2 separate regions of the Homo sapiens genome follow, and region 2 is linked to region 1. The links are chromatin loops, found by intact Hi-C in ENCODE. Cell type or tissue: heart right ventricle. All regions are shown on one strand. Links, peaks and the distances in the headings refer to the core of each region. The heading gives the core; the rest is flanking DNA. Region 1 overlaps LINC01350 (long intergenic non-protein coding RNA 1350). Region 2 overlaps LOC107985239 (a long non-coding RNA gene).

Region 1 (2,919 bases), core at 139-2,638:
GGAGAAATATGGGAGTTGATACAAAGGAACTAAAGTACTTAACTGAAGCATTGTCATTAATTAAGAGGAATTGGCCGAAAGTCACACTTTTGCACTAAACAGGTCTTCCAAGCAAATGTATCTTTTAATATAGTACACATGAAAAAAATTATACCTAAGTCTGTGTCTCCTGAGGCACTTAAAAGTAGTATTGGGGACTCCAACAATTATTTTTAATGTTCCAAAATATCAAATGAAAATCACAGTTTTATCTTCGTTAGAATTGCTTGGGATGACTAAAACATCTGTTGCTTGTGGTTGGAATTCAGTCAGCTTGGTGCTTAAACAATGTGTAACTTTTAAGAATATTTTTATTTATAAATACTGAGAAATGATTTATAACATATTGTTTGTGGTTTAAGCAACAAAAATATTTCACGCTATGGGGTAGGGGAAAATAAAAAGGTCTCTGGGTAGAGCTCTGGGTGGTTCCTGCTCAACTTCAACAGCAAATGAAAACCTATAGCAGAAGCTGGGAGGAAAGATATATGTGATTCTCCAAACCCCAGGGGATTTGCAATCAATCACCAAGGAAATGGTAGAAAAGTAGAGATTTTCCCTGGAGTTCACAGATCTGGGATGGCAGGACCCCTTAGGAGCTGAAACCAACCTGTATAATGACCCTCAGTCTCCTTTTCATGAATGTGTATCATAGTTTCCAACAGCTTGAAGGCCAACAGTGAGATCTTACAAATTTTTGTTCTTTTTCAACAATTTTTAAATTAAATAAAATATATATGTGTATATGTCTGTATGTGTGAAAATATCTATCTCTATATAGAGATAGATATAAATATATCTCCAATCAGTGACTGGCATGGCATAAAACTTACAAAAAGATTTCTTCCATGTTTCTGCTTTAGCAAAATAATTCATTTTGATTACTCTCAAAAGAGTTAATGAGTTAATAAAATAATTTTTCTGCAAAGACTTTGAAAGTAATGTATTGCATGTTGAAGGGCAGAAATAAGAGAGTCAAATGCTACCCAAAGCAAGACCATGTCACCCTTCATATCCAGCTATCAATATCCACCTTCTCCATTGTTCTTATTTTTTACCCCTCATATCTTTATTACGTGATACTGGGTCTAGGACTCTGCAAATCAGCTTAACCTGCTGACTCCCTGTCAGCTTCTACCAATAGTGGCCGCTAGAGGGAGGTTAAATGGCAGACTCTTTGCTTTCTTCCTCTTCCTATCATCACCTGAGCAATAATAGCTCTGCATCCTGGGATGGGCAGTTGGCTTCAGTCTCCTCTTTTATTTTAGTATTCTAAGAACTAACCTGAATGTGCCCTCTTAGAGGTACAGGTACCAGCACTAGCTGGGAAGTCTTCCCAGCTCTTCTGAGCTCCTGAGGTACCAGCACGTGCTGGGCAGCAACCAGGCCTGCACCTCCTGTCCTCCACTCCCTGACACATAAGGTTCTGCATTATAGCTCTCTGAGCTGTGAAGATAGGACTTTGTGAGAGACTGGAAGTGAGAGAGAGAGGCAATGCAGACAAAGCTTAAGATTCTGATCTGGAGAGGCAGCAGCTTCTTATAGTCACTCTCTCTTTGTGACCTCAGCATCCCTTCTTTGGGTTTTTATTTCTCCAGTCCTGTTTAACCAACTTCTCATATTAAATTCTCACTGTTGAAATGCCCAATGCAGTTTCTGTTTTCCTGACCAGACTCTTATCGATATACCATATACCCAGAAAACACTTTCTTTTATTGTTTAAAAGAATCAGATGAACCAGCATCCACGTAGACTAAATCATTAATGAGTATAAATAAGCTCCTTAATGTATAGTTACAAGATACTGGGAAAATGACAGACCTAAAATCCAACCTGGCTCCTTTGGAGCTCTCTCTCTTCTCATTCAGCCATCATGCTCCAGCCACACTGGCTGTCTCTGAGGTCCTCAGATTATCCACACTTCCCTCCAGCTCAAAGTCCCCACACATGGTCTTCTCTTTGCCAAGAATACACTTCCTGACATTCAACTTGTTCACACCTATTCCTTTTTAAGATCTAAATTCATTTACCACTTCCTCAGGGGAACCTCCCCAAGACTTTCAGGGAGACACAGACATTTTTATGGCACCCTGTACTTCTGAAAAGATTAGTATTTAAATAAATAATTGGCTAATTAGTTATTAAATCCTAGAATGTAAATTCCCCTGGGGCAAAAACAATTTCTTGCTGTGCTTTAATTGACTCCCTTGCCCTCTGGCTCCCTGCTGGATTTGGCAGAGCAGAAACTATTTCTGTAGACTATTAGCTGTTTCATAACTGTTTCACCAGTTCCTTTAACTACATAGTAGTTAAATTACAAGTGTATAAAATATATTAATTATTGAACACTAACTATGTGCCAGGCATTGTACTAAACACACTGCATGTATTATTTCATTTAATCTTCCCAACAACTCTAAAAGATAGGTACTATGACTACACTGAACAGAGAAGGAGCCTAAGGCACAGCGATGGGAAGTGGCTTGAACAAGGTCGTACAGCTCACAAGTGATGGAGATAGGATTTCAGCCACTCTTACTCCAAGCCTATAAACGAGTGATGGTCTCATTGGGAAAACAAAGCTGATAGTCTCATTGGGAAAACAAAGCTTATACTTCACAGACAGGCAGCATAGGCTAAGTTTGAAAAAGCTAATGCAGACATTCTGTGTTACCAGAGCACAGAGAAAGGGCAAATCTCCAAGGCCAGGGTGATAAGAAAAGTTTCACAGAGTGGCTGGAATTTCAGCTGGACCTTGAAGGTAGGGCTGTACTAGATAAGGAGAAAGAAGGAAGGACATTTAATGCAGAGTAAACAGCCCAATAAAATGTCCTTCAACCCCTTCACCTTCAGGTGACCTTTAAAAGCAAAGAAAGCAAT
Region 2 (2,919 bases), core at 187-2,686, 110 kb after region 1:
TCATTCTTCTGCTCACAGAAGAATGTGAGCTGTTCATCCATTCTCACAAAGGTCAGCATACCAGCCTCCTTTTCACTCGTTTTCAACCCAAGGACTTCACAAAAGCTGTTCCCTTTGCCTGGACAGTTCTTACTTTCCTTCATTCCTGCCTCACTCCAACTCATCCCTCAAGTTTCACTGTCAGTATCCCCAAAACCCTTCCTAATTGCTTATTACGCCAGTTTCCATTTCTCTGATAGCACGTATTACCATTATAACCTAAATCAAGCTTGTCCAACCCACGGCCCAGGATGGCTTTGAATGCGGCCTAACACAAATTTGTGAACTTTGTTTAAACATTATGAGGTGGTTTTTTTTCTTTTTTTTGTTTTTTTGCTCACTAGCTATCATTAGTGTATTTTATGTATGGCCCAAGACAATTCTTATTCTCCCAGTGTGGCCCAGGGAAGCCAAAAGATTGAACATCCGGATCTAAATATTGACTTGTGGAATTACATGTAGGATGTTGGTAAACCACACCTCCCAGTACAGTAGGCACGAGCCACATGACACTGTTGAGCACTTAACATGTAGCGAATCCAAACTGAGATGTATTATAAGTGCAAAACACATACAAAATTTTGAAGACTTAGTACAATAAAAAGAATGTAAACTATCTCAATAACTTTTACACTGATTACATGTCATAATACTTTAGCTATATTGTTAAATAAAATATGTTATTAAAATTAATTTTACCTGCTTCTTTTCGCTTTTAAAAATGTATTTCTAGAACATTTTAAGTTATAATATGCACTCCCATTATATTTCTACTGGACAGGGCTGTTGTAGACCTTAAGCCCCACGAGGACAAAGCCATTTTGTTCATGACTGTAATCACAGCTACATTAGCACAGGGCCTGGCACATAGTAACTGGATTGGGGACTATATTTTGAAAGAATAAGTTTTTCTAGACACCTGGGATTTAAATCTAGGATTCTCAGGCCAGGGATGGTGGCGAACACCTGTAACCCCAGCACTTTGTGAGGCCCGGGAGTTTGAGACCAGCCTGGACAACATGGCAAAACCCTATCTCTACAAAAAATTAAAAAATCAGCCAGGCATGGTGGCACACATCTGTAGTCCCAGCTACTTGGGAGGCTGAGGTGGGAGTATGACTTGAGCCTAGGAGGCGGAGGTTGCAGTAAGCCAAGATCACACCACTGCTCTCCAGCCTGGGCAACAGCGAGACCCTGTCTCAAAAAAGTAAAAGTAAATGAATAAATAAGTCTAGGATTCTACTTTTTAGAAAAAGAGTAACCAAGGATAAACCATTAAGATGAGGGAGTCAGCAGCTCCCCTCTCCAGCAGTTCGTGCTGTCTGCTTGCCATGGGCATCAGAGCTTCTCTCAGCCTGGGAGACTTCGTTGTGGGACAAGGTCTAAACAGGCTCAGACAGTTTGTCACTGGCTTACATTGATAGCATATCCATCTGAAAGTACTCAACAACTAGGTTTACCTTTCAAATTATGGACAATGCTGGAACAGAAAATAATAAAAGAATCTACATAGCAAGAAAGGATTTAAGGGCAATTCATTTGATCTAAGTCATTTTCACAAATATGATCTCATGAGTAATAGCTCATTTGCTTTTCTCAACCCTTAGTATCAGAAAATTCCTAACCTGAATTCATCATAAGGCAAAACATTTAACATGTGGGAAAACATTTAAATGTGGGAAAGAATAGAGTGTCTAAGAAGTCTAGTGATGTCCTGAAAGACCATTCTTCTTCCACATTATTTGGCTCACTCACATTCACAGACATGACCATCACTGTGAAGTGACTCAGCAATTTCAAGTATCTGTATTGCATTACACCAAGTTCCCATGGTTGGCATTAATAGCACATTGCTTGAGGAAGGAAGAAGCCAAGCTGTCCTGTGATCCTGAAGACTAATCCCACAAGAGAAGCACTGGTTAGTCACAGACAAGAGCACAGGGAATAGAAGCTGTTCAACCACATGTATCAGGTGACAACTGGAAGAGAGTTGCTGAGAGCTGGGATGCCGAGAAGGCAATCTAACACAAAGACTCTTAACACAAACATCCATTTCATCTGAAGCATCAACCACTCCTTACTTGGCAGTATCACTGCCTTCCCCAATGACAATAGGAACAAAAAACATCACTTTAATGAGGTTTACAGAGGCAGAGAAAGCTACCACTCCCTCTTTCTTTCCTCATGTTTCAAAATCCACAGAGCTGAGAGACAACCAGATGGTATAGCCTCAGAAGTGTCACAGTCAGCCTTAAGCTTTCTCAAGAACACAGAAATAGTACTGGGCTAGAAATGAGAAGTTGGGATTCCTATCCCTCCTATTAGGTATTAGTTTGAAAATCACTGAGTTGACATGCGTTAGGCCTGTTGTTCCCAGTGTTGCCTTGTGACTCTGCTCACAGCAAATGACTTAAACAGCAACAGCCATATGACAGGATACTCAGCTTCCCTGTGGCTGAGGCTCCTTTTGTTACAAGAAAGTCTTGGAGGAACACAAGATCCAACAGGATGCCTTCATGTCCATGAGATCTCACCAACCCTACATCTATCTTTCCCCACTTACCCAATAAGGATTCAAATATTTTAGAGTAAAATTAGAGAAAGGAAAAAAAAACTCAGGTTTTTTTTTTGTTTTTGTTTATTTTTTTAAAGATAGGGACATGTAAAAAGGGTACACGAGTCAAAGGCCCTAAGCAGGAACAGATTGAGCAACAAAACAAATAGTAGTATTGGATTTTAACCCATAGACTAAAATAAATACCCATAAGTCCACACTGAATAAGTAAATGAGTGAATAAATAAATTAGGGAGAAGAGACAGCTTTTCCTTACAGAAAAATTTCAGTTAATGAAAATAGAAGAAATAGGGAAATAGAAAACA

What was found. Peaks named below come from ENCODE experiments on the same cell type or tissue, not always from the same donor. Only the 100,000 strongest peaks of a DNase experiment are listed, where the experiment ranks them.
Region 2: it touches region 1 in a loop (2.3-fold over the local background); 3 of 110 quality-filtered maps call a loop at or near these places.

The regions. Positions count from the first base shown.
Region 1 is chr1:185,594,532-185,597,450 of GRCh38, reverse strand. The region is part of intron 2 of LINC01350 (long intergenic non-protein coding RNA 1350); the gene reads left to right. All of the region lies in intron 1 of LOC107985239 (a long non-coding RNA gene), which reads right to left. Among named protein-coding and RNA genes, the nearest start is that of LINC01350, 32 kb to the left of the region's middle. In heart right ventricle, for the core only: a CTCF peak has its summit at 1,181 (motif pointing right); a DNase peak (open chromatin) is centred at 1,210; H3K27ac peaks cover 1,545 bases.
Region 2 is chr1:185,483,264-185,486,182 of GRCh38, reverse strand. The region is part of intron 1 of LOC107985239 (a long non-coding RNA gene); the gene reads right to left. Among named protein-coding and RNA genes, the nearest start is that of LINC01350, 140 kb to the left of the region's middle. In heart right ventricle, for the core only: no CTCF peak of the experiment used is centred there; no DNase peak of the experiment used is centred there; H3K27ac peaks cover 1,433 bases.